Linked DNA regions of Homo sapiens: region 2 is linked to region 1. A link is an interaction called in ENCODE POLR2A ChIA-PET data of the cell type or tissue named here. Cell type or tissue: OCI-LY7. All regions are shown on one strand. Each heading gives the region's core, and the rest is flanking DNA. Links, peaks and the distances in the headings are about the cores only.

What was found. Peaks named below come from ENCODE experiments on the same cell type or tissue, not always from the same donor. Only the 100,000 strongest peaks of a DNase experiment are listed, where the experiment ranks them.
Region 2: POLR2A ChIA-PET joins it to region 1 with 5 read pairs; 2 of 35 experiments call an interaction of 5 or more read pairs at or near these places.

The regions. Positions count from the first base shown.
Region 1 is chrX:11,607,322-11,615,431 of GRCh38, reverse strand. The region is part of intron 1 of ARHGAP6 (Rho GTPase activating protein 6); the gene reads left to right. Among named protein-coding and RNA genes, the nearest start is that of ARHGAP6, 55 kb to the left of the region's middle. In OCI-LY7, for the core only: no CTCF peak of the experiment used is centred there; a DNase peak (open chromatin) is centred at 3,261.
Region 2 is chrX:11,490,833-11,498,942 of GRCh38, reverse strand. All of the region lies in intron 1 of ARHGAP6 (Rho GTPase activating protein 6), which reads left to right. Among named protein-coding and RNA genes, the nearest start is that of ARHGAP6, 170 kb to the left of the region's middle. In OCI-LY7, for the core only: no CTCF peak of the experiment used is centred there; no DNase peak of the experiment used is centred there.

The DNA of each region.
Region 1 (8,110 bases), core at 1,078-6,077:
CAATTATTGAACACCCATTCCTGTTAGGAATAGTGCTAGTTCCTGGGAGTAGAAAAAAGAATGAGACAAGATTCTATCCCTCAGAGTGCTTGCAAGAGTAGTAGGAGAAAAGGCATAGACATTAATGGAAAGTATTTGGATGGAAGTGGTGCTTGGAAAAGAGTCAGGAGAATGCAAAGAGAAGGTTGCAAAATGACGTTTACAGGAAGGTCAGAGAAAGGCCTGAGAAAGGTGCAGAATGAAAAAGTGCATGGACTGGTTTGACATTTTGGGAAATGGAGCATAGCATGAAGGAAAGAGAGAGAAAAGGAGAACATAGGAGTATAGTCTCCCTAAGAAAGGTGGGTCCCCTTTTGCAAAGGCCAATTCTTGGGAGAAGGAGTAAGCTAGGAGTTCTTAGCAACTGGGAATGGGTCCACCAGCAGTAAGGGTCTGTGGCAGCACCACAGCATCCACTATAGGCTCTAATGTGTCTCCACCTTTTTTTTTTCATTATTGCCCCCTCAAGGAAGCTTTTTAAAACATTTTTTCTCTAATCTCCCCAGCCTCCACCCATGAAATTTACATAGCACAGATATCCTATTTATCTGTTTGTGTTGTGTATTTCTGTGCTTTATACATAAAAATAATACGTTTTCTTCGCCTCTCCCAGTAATCGATTTTTACCCCCTTGGTGGCGATATTGCCTAGTTGAGAATACATGTGCTACGTTTGTCACTCATGAGCTGTGTTATTGGCTTTGGTTCCCTTGACTCAAAAATGTTTTAACAGTCATTCTGTGTTTCAGGGTGATATGGTTTAGCTCTGTGTCTACACTGAAATCTCATGTTGAATTGTTAATCCCCAGTGTTAGAGGAGGGGCCTGGTGGAAAGCGATTGGATCATGGGGGCAGATTTCCCCCTTGCTGTTCTCATGACAGTGAGTGAGTTCTCATGAGATCTGGTTGTTTGAAAGTGTGTAGCAGTTCCCCCCTTGGTTCTCTCTCTCCTGCTCTAGCCATGTAGAACGTGCCTCTTCCTCTTCACCTTCCTCCATGAATGGTAAGTTTCCTGAGGCCTCCTCAGCCATGCTTCCTGTACAGGCTGTGGAACTGTGAGCTAATTAAACCTCTTTTCTCTGTAAATTACCCAGTCTCAGGTAGTTCTTTATAGCAACCTGAGAACGGACTAATACACAGGGGCTACACTGAAACAATCCCTTTCTCAACACTTGGGGGAGAAGGCTGGAGTAAGAGTTTCTGAGAGGTATAGGGGTGTGATCCTGCTTGTGTGCCACATGTCTGCCCAGCAGGTCCTTGAGGATAGAGTTGGGGTGGAAGTGGCTAGGTGGGCCGTGGAAAAGGTCCTATTTACTGAATTTGCCATATAGAGAAGTGGGTGGTGCCCGCACAGGGACCATTTGTGCCAGTGGTCTGGGAGCCCTGGATGTGGTGCCATGATGGTCTGCAGACCAAAACCCTTCCTGGTTCCTGCCAAGGGTTCTTGGCCTCATCTGGAGTTATTGGGAAAAGGCCCAGCTAAAAGTAAAGTACAACCTTGTTTTCTGTTTTGCTGTTTTTCTTTGTACATGTAACTCTTCCAGGAACCTGTGGGCAGGGGACAGAGGGTGAATACAGTCAGGATTTAGCCCAAAGCTATCAAACAGCACCAACCATTGACTCTTCCTAAGAGTGTGAGTCCATTTTCTCTTTTCCAAAGAATGGCAGCCTGGTCACAAACTACATTGCCAGAAGAATGATGGGATTGATACTCAAAAGATTTATAGTTGAATTATAGACAGGGAATGCCAAGGAAGAAACGCTGTGAGAAAACTCCACATTTGTCCTTTATCATTTACTGTTAAAAAGCTCTGTCAGAGCTTCCCAGAACCTTCTATATTAGATAGGGCTCTGGTCGCTAGTAATCTAAGCTGATTGAACTAGCTAAAGGACACTCTGTGAAAGTGTGTGGGAATGTCTGTGGGTCTCAAAAGTAGAGATGGAGCCAGATCTCAGAAAAGGCTGAAACCTAAAGTTAGAATTATATATGCATCATTCCAGAATCTCTCATTGCTTTGTATTTGCTTTATTCATCTTTCTCTGTTCACTGTCCTTCTCAGATTCTCAATTTCCATGGTGGCCAAAAGGTAGCCTATCCTCAGAGGTTATATCAAATGAGCCCTGTTCCTCACAGAGCCGCTAACAGTTCTTCAGCTTTGCAGTCTCAATTCCCAGATGCAAGAGTGTGATTGACCCTCCTTGGGTCAGGTTAACGCTTAAGTTTGGTCACACATAATGGAACAAATATGGCTGCTATGGGCCAACCTTTGGAATAGGGATAGAGCGAGTAGATTAGTAGATGGAAGGTCCCAGAGAAAATAATATCATATTGTTGGCTTCTGAAGCTATCTGCTACAGGCAGTGATCACTGATTTTTCCAGCCAGAATAAACCATTCAATTTCAATAAATTATGGGCATTTTAGATAATGGAAACCTTAGTGTTTAAACAATGTTCTTTCCTTATTCTAAGTTTACAGCTAGTAGGCTTAGTTGGTTGGTACATAAACAAGGAGTGATAACTTAAGAGTGAGAATGTAGAAGGACTAGCTGGATCATAATGCCACTTACTGAAAGAACACTGAAGAACACTGAAAGAACACTGGAGTTGTATCACTAGGGATGCTGAGTTATTATAGACCTCTCCTCTATGAGAAGTGTTATTTCTTCCCATCTTAGTTCAGGCTGCCATATAAGAAATGTCTTTGACTGGGTGGCTTATAAACAATAGAAATGTATTTATTATGGTTCTGGAGGCTGGAAGTGCAAGATCAGGGTGTCAGCATGTTTGGGATCTGGTGACGGTCTACTTCCTGGTTCACAGATGGACAACTGTCTTCTTGCTGTGCCCTCACGTGGCAGAAGGGGCAGATGAACTATCTAGGGCCTTCCAAAGGCTCCACCTCAAAATACCACCACATCGGGGACTGGGTTTTAACATGTGAATTTGAGGGGTACACAAACATTCCGTTTATAGTATCTCCCATCCCAGGTAACAGCTGTTTAGATCAGAAGTGGATACCTGACCCAAATGACAACCTGGTTTTTCTCTTCTGAAATTTAGAATTGAGATTGGAAGACCTTAGTCAGTTTGGACATCTACAGTGTGCCAGAAGCTAGCAGTTGGGTGTACAGTATTTAACAAGAGAGAAGTTGCTGCTCACTTAAAACATGCATTTCAGCTTTATGTTCAGCTATGTGCAGGCAAACAGACACGTGGAATTATGATGATTTTCACTTCCTCCTGAAGCCAGCTGTACATGTGGCCCTTCCAGGTCTGTGAGATTGAGATCACATTATCAGTGATCACACTAGGAAGATTAAGCTAATTTGAGGTGAATTTTTATTACTTAAAACCAAGAATGTGTGTGTATCTTTGTTTATGAAATGTTTTTGATAATTTATTTGATTGGTTGATTAGTCTCCATCTTTTTAAAAAGAGGTTAAATTCTTTGAGGGCTTTTTTTTTTTTGTACTTTTCTGTCCCCAGGGTGTGCCACCCACTATGCTTGGCATATTATAGTCACTCAGTTGTCACTGCATGTTGTCTGGTGCCCCTGAGCACTCAGTGATATGGAGTGAGAGAAAGAATGGTTATAACTTGGGGGAACTCCAAGAAAACTTGATGGAGTGAGTAGCCTTGAAGGATGAAAAACTTTTAAGTGGAAATGCAAGGGCAAGGAGTGAGACAGGCTATTGTAAAGAGGGGATTTACTGCTTGTTGGTTTGAATTGAAAAAAATTCATTGTGCGCTTCCTTTGGAAGGTTTTTTAAGATTTTTTTTCTCAGCTGCAGAGTGAATATTAGGCAGGGACATATAAATTATTAGATCTTCACTAGATCCCAACTAGTGATTCATTCCTTGGAAAGATAAGCTTTAGCAACTACATCTTTTGTCCTAATGGAAATAATCCTATTTGTTCCTCATCATGCACTAAGTCAAGGGGAAAGAATGCTGGATAACTTTTTCTCATTGTTGTGTTCAGAAATGTAGTTACACTCCATTTTAGCAAGCACATTATGCCCTAGCTTCTTGCCGTTTTTCTTAAGAGTGTGTTTCATTCCCTACAAGGTCTTCTATTCTCTTGTAAAGTGTCTTTTATTATGGGTTCTTAGTAATTGTTCCCTTCATTAGTTAGAAAAGTTATGTTTTAGAGCCCTAGCTGTAGAACTCTTTCCTCTTTATGCTAAGATGGATTATATGAAAACAATCTGATTAAAACTAATGCATATTTAGAATTAAAACACAAAAAGTTGCACACAAATGTTTATAGTAGCAATACCCATAATAGTCAAATAATAGAAACAACTCAAGTGTCTGTTGACTTGTGAATGGATTAATAAAATATGGTACATCCATAAAATGGAATATAATATGGCAGTAAAAATGAAGTACTGGTATATGCTACAACATAGATGAACTTTGAAAACATTATACGAAGTGAAAGAAGCCAAACACAAAAGACCACATATTCTATGGTCCCATTTATATGAAATGCCTAGGACAGGCAAATCCATAAAGACAGAAAGTAGGTTAGTAGTTGTCAGGGCCTGGGGAGAGGTTGGAGGAGGGGATGGGGCATGAATGCTAATGGACATAGATGGGATTTCTTTGTGTGGCGATGAAATATTCTAAAATTAAGTGTGATGATGGTGGCACAACCCTGTGAAAATACTAAAAACCTCTGAATTTTATCATATGTATCATATGTGAATTATATCATATGTAAATTACACCTTCATAAATCTGTTTACAAAATAAGACATTTCTGTGTGTGTATGTATGTATGTTTCTTTGTGTATATATTTACATATGTTTATGATGTTTCAGATGTTGGCAAGTGCAGCAAGCATCATTACCATGGGCACTTCCTCCATATGACCGCTGGAGGAATTTAGAGTGCATATAACAATCCAGGGCTCTGCCATTGGCTGTGTGAATTTGGATGGGTCATTTCATCTTTCTCAGCCTCAGTTTCTCACCTGAAAAATGGGGATAAGAAACCACCTTTGCACAGTCCCTATAAGAATTAAATGAAATGGTGTATGTGAGATGAGGTGACTCACTCATTAGGCAGAGCAGGCACAGTGCCTGGGGCTCACAGTACTTCAAGGGCCCATGAAAATGTTTTAATTTCTTTTAAATGCAGAAGAAAGAAAGATGTCCTTTTAGGTCCAATAAAAAGTTTTAATGTATAATACTAATGTATTTGTCTTTACACCAATCTGGTCATACAGCATATTTTGTATTTTTTTTTTTTTTTTTACTGGAGGAAGAGGCCCATGAAACAAAGGTAACTCAGGCCCATGGAAGGCATCATGGACACTTGAACGTGGCAGCTCAATGACACAGGCTGGGTTTATCTTATTGCTCTGCAAATTCAACAGAAACCTCCTCTAAAATCATACCAACAATTTAGCAACAGTGTAAGCAGTCTGTGTTGAGCAGCTCACCTGCACACGCCTGGAGGCATACACCTAGAGGAGAGGAGGAACACTGGGTTGGCCAGCCTGGGTTACTGGCAGGTTCTTCCATTTAGTAGTGCCCAGCCTCCTCTTTCTTCTAGGGCATCTTTGCCACCATTGCTCCCATTTGTTGAGTCCCTGTTATGAACCAGACACTTCATATTTCTTATCTCTGATCCTCACAATCTCCTGTAAAGGTGAGTAGTGTCCTGAATGTAGCAGATGCTGTTGATGCCCTTTCCACTTTTCTTCTGCCTGATATTCCCTGCAGCTTTACAGTGTGCAGTTTTTGGTATGCTGATAGGTTGCCACTGCAAGGTCCTGCCATTGTCTTCTTTGCCATAGCTGCCTCTCCTGCTTCTCTTCCTTCTTAAACTCTGCCTGAGGGCTTCCTCTGGCATCCCAGGAGCTTGCTTTATTGTTTATAGCGGCAACCTGAAAATGTCAAGCGGGGTTAATGCCTCAGAGAATAGCCCTCAAGTAATAGTGGACAGAAGTAAGTAGAAAAATGCCATAGCTCCCTCCTGTCTAGTGAGTGATTCTGAGGTGTGTTCCTTCTGGTTTCTCAGAGAGTGCTTTACAAGATTGAGCCCCACCTGTCCATAGCAGGAACCTATTCATCTATGTACTTTTTGACTTTTTTTTCTTCTTCTCACATTTCACTTCCTCCCTTGGACCTCTTGAGATCACTTCCTATGTAAACTCCCTGCATCCCCATACTTCTCCAGGGTCTTCTTTTGGTGGAACCCAAATTTAAGATAATGAGTTTGTAAATGTAAAAACTAAGGCTAGGGAGAAGTTGGGGAACTTGTCCCAGGACCACTGCCCCTAACCAATGGAGCCAGGTTTGCAACCTACATCTATCTAGTCGCGGGGCATTCTGTCTTTCAGCCATTGCAGTAAGTACTATTACAAGCCAGGAGTTGCTTTTTTAGTTATGACGGAATCTGCCATTCCTGGTGCCCCATAGGTGGTTAGCCATGCCTTAGGTGGGTGTATTAGTCCGTTTTTACACTGCTGATAAAGACATACCCAAGACTGGGAAGAAAAATAGGTTTAATTAGACTTACATTTCCACATGGCTGGGGAGGCCTCAGAATCATGGTGGGAAGTGAAAGGCACTTCCTACATGGCAGCAGCAAGAGCAAATGAGGAAGATGCAAAAGCGGAACCCCCTGATAAAACCATCAGATCTTGTGAGACTTACTACCATGAGAACAGTATGGGGGAAACCGCCCCCATGATTCAAATTATCTCCCACGGGGTCCCTCCCACAACACGTGGGAATTACGGGAGTACAATTCAAGATGAGATTTGGGTGGGGGCACAGAGCCAAACCATATCAGTGGGCAGAGACCATACAGCTGAAAGGACACAGAGTCATGATGTCTCATAGCCAGACTTGTCCAGCTTCAAAGTCTGGGTTTCTTCTCCAAAAGCCTCATGCTTCATGGTGGTTATGATGGTAGTGATGATGGTGGCGATGATGATAATATTGATGATGGTGGTGACAGATTTTTCGGTTGTCAGAGTTTACTAGGCACCTATTTTGAGCCTGAAAATGTGCAATGTACCATAACCATGTCCTCAGATTTAATAATCCAATTTTGCAGAAAAAATTATTTTTATATTTTGAACACTAAAATGTACCAGAACCATCATTTTCTCATTGATACTATTATTCCATTACTTAAATTTATTTGTACTTGAAGGAAAAGTATCATTTCAGTCACTGTGCTCATATAATCCTGCCATGTTTGCCGGGTTACCTTAGGGTTACTTACTCTAGAGTTGTAGCTGTGAATTATCACTTTGTAAAACTGAAATATATTTATGCAATGGTAGTAAGTGGGAGAGTAATGAAAACCAGGCTTTATCTATTTTTGTCCAGTAAGGACAAAACATTCTTAAATAATAATCTGCTGTATCCACAAGATATAATTGCATACAGATTGCAGACTTAATTCTTAAATCAGCGTTTTTGAAGAATATACCCAAAGAAAAACCAATTATGATTATTTCCCCTTATTTTTCATTGAAGCCTGTAGTATCAGATGTGCTGTTAGGCTTTTGCACTGGTTCGCTCAAAGCTTTGTTGAAAGAAGCCAGAAGATTACAAATTATTTGTTGCCCCAGCTTTTTGGCTACAATCAAACATAAATTTAAAGTAGACTGTAAGGTCACTGTCACAAGCTATACTTTTATACATGGCATAACTTAACAGTAACCAAGCCAACAATAAGAAGTTGATTACATTCCTTCACGGCTATTTTAAAAATACATACTTACAAAAGAAGATGGAGATTTTAAACCCTGAACATAACCTCAGATTCTCAGTTACTTTGTCTATAATTCTGTTAGCTTCATGAATTTTTCCTCTGAGTAACTCCAACATCATCTAACCCATCTCTGAACACTAAATAATGGTGGAAATACCTTCTCAGTTTGCTTTCTATTAGGGAAAGAAGTATGGAATCAACTATTGTGCTGTAATCACCACCAGGGATCTGTCCTTTTATATCCATTCATTTCTGGATCTGGCCTTTTCGGGGTACTTCAGAAACAAAATCCTGCCTCTAGAGAAGCTCCATCATTTGTACATTGTCAC
Region 2 (8,110 bases), core at 1,216-6,215, 120 kb after region 1:
ATAAATATGTACAATTATATGTCAAATAAGCAAAAGAAAAAATGAAATAAATTGCTTCCAGATATTGCTCTTTTACCAAATGGTTTCAAAACATGGACAGGATTATTGAGGTCACCTCTTCTACCTGTGTATAATTGTTTTATTTCAACAACAACAAAAAAGTATTTGAGAATTGGGACATTATTTTATTTTTTTTTAAATTCCCTTTGCCCACAGATGCTTCGATATACTCAAACTTTGGTTTACTTTTTACTATTTACTCTGTGAGGTAAATGTTACCCCACTTTGATTAAAATAAGACCAAAGTTCAGGAGGCTGAAATGAGTAGCCTAAGATCTTATGGTAGGGAGGGCACAGACAGGTTTTCCTACTCTGACACCCCCACTGGACTGAGCACATAGTGGGCCCTTTATCAATGTCTTTTGAAGGAGTGACTGACTGAATGCACAGATGGTGAGAGTGGAATGAGGTGGAGCTGAGTTTGTGATATAGATACTCCTCCTTCTTTAGTCATCTGGCAACAGGCACAGATAAATTTTTGGAGTTAACGAAAGTGAAAGAAAATGAGAGTATGTATGAAGTTCTCATCCATTGCATGTAAACATGAAAGCCTATAAATTGTACCACCTCTATGGAGAGCAATATAGTGGTGTCTATTAAGGTGGAAGATTCCAGGCTCTTGAATCATCAGCTTCACTTCTAAATACATACTCTAGGGAAATTCTCATATACGTGCATGAGACTGTTCATTGCAACATTATTTGTTATGGGAAAAAATCAGAAAGAACATACCCTTATGAGAATAGATAAATTAATTATGGGATAATATTTCAGTAAAAATAAGTGAAATGGGCCAATATGTGTCAACATGGATAAATCTCAAATTTTGGCAAAATATAATTTATATATTGAAATTCAATCAAATTCAAGCTTACAGCAACAATAATGATATGCTGACTTATATTCTAGTATCCTATTCTGATTGCAAGATAAAGAGGTGGCAGCCAATTGTGCACAACTTTGGGGATTATACCCGCATGGAAGAATGTCGTGTATGTGAGCATCATTGTTTGGTGTGTTAAAGTGAAAAAAGGAAGGTTGAGAACCATTACTCTAGAGTTTTGTTGTTCAAGTAGTGATCAATTAGGAAGAAAAATTTTCATGAACTCTGTCTTAGCTCAGGCTGCTATAACAAAATACCACGGACTGGGTGGCTTAAACAATGGGAATTTATTTCTCATAGTTCTGGAGACTGGAAAATCCAAAATCAAGGTGCTGACAGATTCAGTTCCTGGTGAGGCCTCTTTACCTGGATTGCAAATGGACCCTTTCTTATTGTGTCCTCACATGGCAGAGAGAGAGAGAGAGAGAGAGAGAGAGAGAAGGAGGGAGGGGGAAGGGGGTGGGAGGAGGGAGGCACACTCTGGTCTTTCTCTTCTCATAAGAGTACTAATCCCATCATGGGGTCCCACCTTCAAGACCTCATCTGGACCTAATTATCTTCCAAAGACCTTGCCTTCACATTCCATTACATTGGGGGTTAGGGCTTCAACATATGAATTTTAGGGGGATACATTCAGTCCATAACAGATTCCCAGTGTTGACTTACTCTAATTTTACTGAAATAGGGCTATAGTTATTTATGTAAGACTATGAATAAACTTCTTATGTTCAGAAATCTTATCTATATAATCCAACTAAGTTATTTGTATCACACAAACATGGCTGGATGTATTGCATTAGAAATTTATGTTTCTGATGATCTTACTTAAAATACAGGCTTCGTAGCATACAGTAAATTCACTTTGATGGCCCTCAGGGAACCACAAAAAGTTAAGTCCTCCTCCTCCACAGCAGTTGAAGCCAAAGCAGAAGAAAGAAGATCTGGTGATCACTAAACCAATAAAAGATGTATCCATAGCAGAGAAAATAAACAGAATTTCAAATATGGGCCCCAAAAGAAAGTCACCAAAATAGTCACCACAACTTGTAGGGCTGATGTGTGATACAGCTTCCCACTAAGCAGCTCTTTGGTGCTACAAAATAAGGGGCAGGAGGATTTATGTATTTTATGGATAATGATTCTCTGGGATATTCCTCTATTGCATTGAAACCACCTACTACTAAATCTATTAATCAAAACAAATACTTTATATGTAACAATCAGTAAGTTTCACAGTAGTAATATTAATTTAATTTGACAGATGATTTGGCTTTGTTAAAATCCAGTGATGGATGTATGGTTAAAAAAAATGAAGACTTGGGTCCAACTCCATGCTTTGATTTCAATAACACAAATGTAGAAAATGTCTGTCTGTATAAGAATGCTTTAAAATGTTACAAATAAGCACAATAATTCTTTTTTTTTCTAGTTCAAAATAATCTGAATACATTTAACTGAAATGAATCACTCTCAAATGTCAACTGTAATGAGGAACACTTGATAATTTTGTGAATGTCCCTCATTTATTTGAATATAAAGATAACACACAGCTTTTTTTAGAATCTTATAGTAGCAGATATATAAGATAATAAATTTTGTAATAAGCAGTAGCTCATTCTTGTGCTAATAAAATATTACAAGCACAAAAAGATAGGATATACACAAGAAATCTTCCTGTGTATCAGCTAGGCTACTTTTGGCTGCACTAACAGAGTACATGATTGAAAGTTGCTTAAATAGTAAGAACATTTTTTATCTCACATAAGCATGGCATTAGATATTACTGTGTAACAAATTATCACTAACTTAGTGGCTTAAGACAATACATATTTATTATCTCACAGTTTCTGTGGGTCAGGAGTTCAGACACAGTTTAGCTGATTTCTTTGCTTCAGAAGTTATATGAGGCTGCAGTTAAGGTGGCAGCCTGAGCTGGGGTCTTATCTGAAGGCTCAACTGGTGAAGGAAGGCCCTATTTACCAGCTTACCCTAGTTGTTTGCAGAATCTCCTTAAAGGCCATTTGACTAAGGGCCTCACCTTCTCATTGGCAGTTGGCTGGAGGCCACCCTCCTCCACTCCTTGCCTCATGGGTCTCTCCAATATGGCAGCTTACTTTATGAATGCATGCAAGCCAAGAAGGCAACAGCAGAATCAACTGTCAAGACAAAAGTTACAATTCTGGCAATGACGTCCCATCACCTTTGCCATATTCTATTTGTTAGAAGGTGCTATGGAGTCTATTTGTTACAGCACCTTTGCCATATTTGGGTAGACCAGCTCACGCTCAAAGGGAAGAGATTGGGTAGGGGCATAAATACCAGGAAGGGAAAGAGGAGAATCCTTAGGACCACCTTAGAGTCAGCATGCCACAGACATAAACCTGGAGCATGGTTCCAGGATTACCTCAGGGACTCAGTGACTACATTTACCCAGATACAGTTCATCTCTCTTCCCTGGCTCAGAGATGTCTCTCTCCATGTAGATAGGCTACAGCCTTACCAGGTGCTGTGTGAAAGAGCATACTCAGGTGAAGAAAAGAGGGAATTTCAATTTTTGTTATTTTGGAAAAAAACCTTTCCCAAAAGTCTCCTGGGAGAAGTCCCGTCAAGTCTCATTTATCAGGATTGGGTTGTGTGTCCATATCCACATTGCAAAGGAGTCTAGGGAAGTAAGGGCAAGGATATGGCATTTTTGCCCTCAGTAGGAGGTAAGTCTCTGCCAGAGAGAAAAGGAAAGGGGTGGGTGGGGGCAGAGGCTGGGAATGTTCCACCAACTACTAAAAGACAGACTTCTTTAAGGGCTACCTTGTGTTAACATGATAACTGAATTTTCTGCCTCTATTCTCCTTACTTGAGATGTTCATTCATATAGTGCGCTATGATGTCATTGGGTCTTTACTTGGCTCAAACATTATTGTACAGACAAATGCAAATATAGGTCCTGAGACTGCCTGAGGTTCTCTATTACTGATATGATTATTTTTGTTCCAATATTTCCTAAATATGTTAAGCTAGTTATAAAATTCTTATTCTTAAATCTCTTATCTGTAAATGTTTTTCTTTTTGTACTTCTTCAAACAAAAGTGACTGGCTCCTTAACTTCCAACCATCTAGAGTCATTTATTTAGATATGCAAAGGTAATCATGAAAATAAAAATAGATGGTAGAATGAGCCTTTGATCTACCCTGGCTTTTCTGCAAAACTCCCCAGATAAGTACACAAAGGGTGAGTTGTTTACAAAAATCTCTCTGTAATCAGAGCAGGACCTGTGACCTTCAGCACCTTAGACTATGAGGGTTCCAGACTTCCTTTCAGGTTCCTCAAAGCCTGGTGACCACCTCTCAGAGGTGAACTTACTTCCAGTCAACCTAGCTGACCACTAGGAGTATGTGTGAAATGACTCTGAAAGCATCTGCTCTTGCAGAACTTCTTTTCAGGAACCAAATCTCTACTCTTTTATCCTATAATTTGCTGTTGTTGATTTGGATTCAAGTGAATAAACTTACATTTATCCTTTTCAAATACAGTCTTATTTATTAGGTCCATTTGCCATGACCTTCTGAATCTTGCTTCTGTAATCTCTCTTAATTAATGTAAGGCTCCATGTTGTGTTGACCACAAGTTTTTATAGCATGTCCAGGCATGTTTACCAACTGAGCCAATGCTCAGTTACGTCCCAAAGGATCTGACCATTTTGTGTGGATTTTAAAAGAAAACATATTAGAAGGAATACACTGATTTTTATTTGTTCATTTAATGCAGTGGTTCTCAACCTGGGTTGGAGGGGAGGATTTGTCCTTCAGAGGACATCTGGCTATGCTGGAGATGTGTTTGTTGTCACAGTGGAGGAGGGAGGCATGTTACTTGTGTCTAGTGGGTAGATACCAGGGACACTGATAAATATTATCTAATGCACAGGATGCCACCATCCCTGTAACAGAAATGGTCCCAAACATCCATACTGCTGTGTTGAGGAGCCCAGTTTTCATTTCAGAAATGGAGCTGGGCATGGTGGCATGTGACTGTAGTGCCAGCTACTTGGGAGGCTGAGGTGGGAAGATCACTTGAGCCCAGGAATTTGAGGCTGCAGTGAGCTATGATCCTGCTATTATACTCCAGCCTGGGTGACAGAGCAAGACCCATCTCAAAAAAAAAAAAAAAAAGGCATTCTGTTTTGTATGGGAAATCTTACATAACCTTTTTCTGTCAGTTTGATAGGAATTTTTACGAAATATTTTGATGCTTGAATGTAGAGCCCAGGTCTTACTATATTTACGTGCGTCTTTGTTCTATTTCTCTGTTGAGCAACTCTTTTTGCTCTTACATCTGGACTCCACAGCTGAATCCTCTGCTTACTTGTCTGGGGCCCAGATACCCTCAGGAATCCGACCCTATTGTCCATACCCCAAACCACTGGCAGTTGGTAACACAAACACAGTCACACCAATGAATAGTAAGGTAAGGAAGTGTCAATGGACACCTACCACCACTCCTGCTGGCTTCTCAATGCTATTTTGGCCACCATGAATTGTGCCATCTCATTGTCCTATTGCTCTGCGTCACTCTCCACGCATTTAAAGTGCTGGTCAGGAGCATTCAGCTGGCTAAGCCTAGTTCCCATGATGCAGTCTGAGCTTTTGGGATGGGCTCTGGACCAGAGAATTCATGTGCATCACTCTTTGAATCTATTCAATAATTACTGCCCCTCATTGCCATGTTTGTTGATTCTCCAGAAATAACCACTTGTAACAGTTTGTTGAGTGTTTTTGCAAACATTTTCAGTGCATATACAGACACATACATAGTATGATATACTTTTTATATTATAATGTGCATATAAGTTAGGATTGCTTAAGCTGCTATAAAAGGCCTCCGTGATTCAGTGGCTTAAAAAAAATGAGATTTGTTTTTTCTCTGCATCGTGGCCCAACATGTATAGTCCAGGTTGATAGGAAGCTGTGCTCCAGGCAGTCAGCTGGGGACCCAAGATGACACTGGCTTTGCCATCTTCAACATAGTCCCTCAGGTCACTCTGGTGGTCACCATTTTGTCTAGTGGTAAGGAGTGAAACTGAGTATGAAGAAGACGTGCACCTTGACTTAAGAGACAAGGCTGGGAAAAAGCTTACTTACATGGCTATCCCTAACTGTTAATGGGGCCGAGAATTGAAGTGTAGCTGGGAGGCCATATGCCAAGCTACAATTCTATTGTATACAAGAAATGAAGAACAAATTTTGGTGGATAGCGACCTAATCATCTAGTTCATTCTTTCTCTCTCCTCTTTCTCTCTTAACATAAATAGGACTATAGTATACAAGCACATTTCATTACCTTCAACATTGTCCATGTTAGTATATATAAATATTCCTTTTTCCACAACTATATTAACTATATTATTCGTGACTCTTATGAGAATCGTGTATAACTTTCCCCTATCAGGTTTATCAAGTTGGTCTTTTGAGTACCTCTGTTTGTTTAGCTGTTCATTAAATGCTCAGCACGTATAGGACTTGGTCAGTAGATAGCAGTGCTCTTTGAATGGCTCACTAGGGTTTTCTTTTTAAGCCATTCTTTTCTAGTATAGAAATTTGCATTCTGATATAGAATGTTTGGTTTCTAATTATTTAAAACCATATATTGCCTAGGTTTTCTTCTAGGGTTTTTATGGTTTTAGGTCTAACGTTTAAGTCTTTACCATTCAGGACATAGGCATGGGCAAGGACTTCATGTCTAAAACACCAAAAGCAATGGCAACAAAAGCCAAAATTGACAAATGGGATCTAATTAAACTAAAGAGCTTCTGCACAGCAAAAGAAACTACCATCAGAGTGAACAGGCAACCTACAAAATGGGAGAAAATTTTCGCAACCTACTCATCTGACAAAGGGCTAATATCCAGAATCTACAATGAACTCAAACAAATTTACAAGAAAAAAACAACCCCATCGAAAACTGGGTGAAGGACATGAACAGACACTTCTCAAAAGAAGACATTAATGCAGCCAAAAAACACATGAAAAAATGCTTACCATCACTGGCCATCAGAGAAATGCAAATCAAAACCACAATGAGATACCATCTTACACCTGTTAGAATGGCAATCATTAAAAAATCAGGAAACAACAGGTGCTGGAGAGGATGTGGAGAAATAGGAACACTTTTACACTGTTGGTGGGACTGTAAACTAGTTCAACCCTTGTGGAAGTCAGTGTGGCGATTCCTCAGGGATCTAGAACTAGAAATACCATTTGAACCAGCCATCCCATTACTGGGTATACACCCAAAGGACTATAAATCATGCTGCTATAAAGACACATGCACACATATGTTTATTGCAGCTCTATTCACAATAGCAAAGACTTGGAACCAACCCAAATGTCCAACAATGATAGACTGGATTAAGAAAATGTGGCACATCTACACCATGGAATACTATGCAGCCACAAAAAATGTTGAGTTCATGTCCTTTGTAGGGACATGGATGAAATTGGAAATCATCATTCTCAGTAAACTATCGCAAGAAGAAAAAACCAGACACCGCATATTCTCACTCCTAGGTGGGAATTGAACAATGAGAACACATGGAAACAGGAAGGGGAACATCACACTCTGGGGACTGTTGTGGGGTGGGGGGAGTGGGGAGGGATAGCATTAGGAGATATACCTAATGCTAAATGACGGGTTAATGGGTGCAGCACGCCAGCATGGCACATGTATGCATATGTAACCTGCACATTGTGTGCATGTACCCTAAAACTTAAAGTATAATAATAATAAAATAAAATAAACCATATATTAAAGAATTTTTGATTTGTTCTGTTTATTATTGCACTGTTAAATAACAAGGGTCATTAAAATGATACACTGCAAATTGCATTCTGTTTTCCAAGTCTAGAGACAAATTTGAATTCCCCCAAAGCCTGTTCTGGCTTGCTTTTACACTGTTGACATTCCTCAGAAGAGGCAAGAATAGGCAAATAATTATGTGATGCCCATTTCAATTCCAACCTCTTGACTGCTTCATTCTCACCCTTCACCATTCACATTTGGCATTACAATTCCAACATTAAATATTCTTTTTGAAAAATGGTTAAGTTTTTATCTGATGTTTCAATGTTGATATACTATGATTGGGTCTTATTGTCCAAAGTGAAGTCAAATTCGTG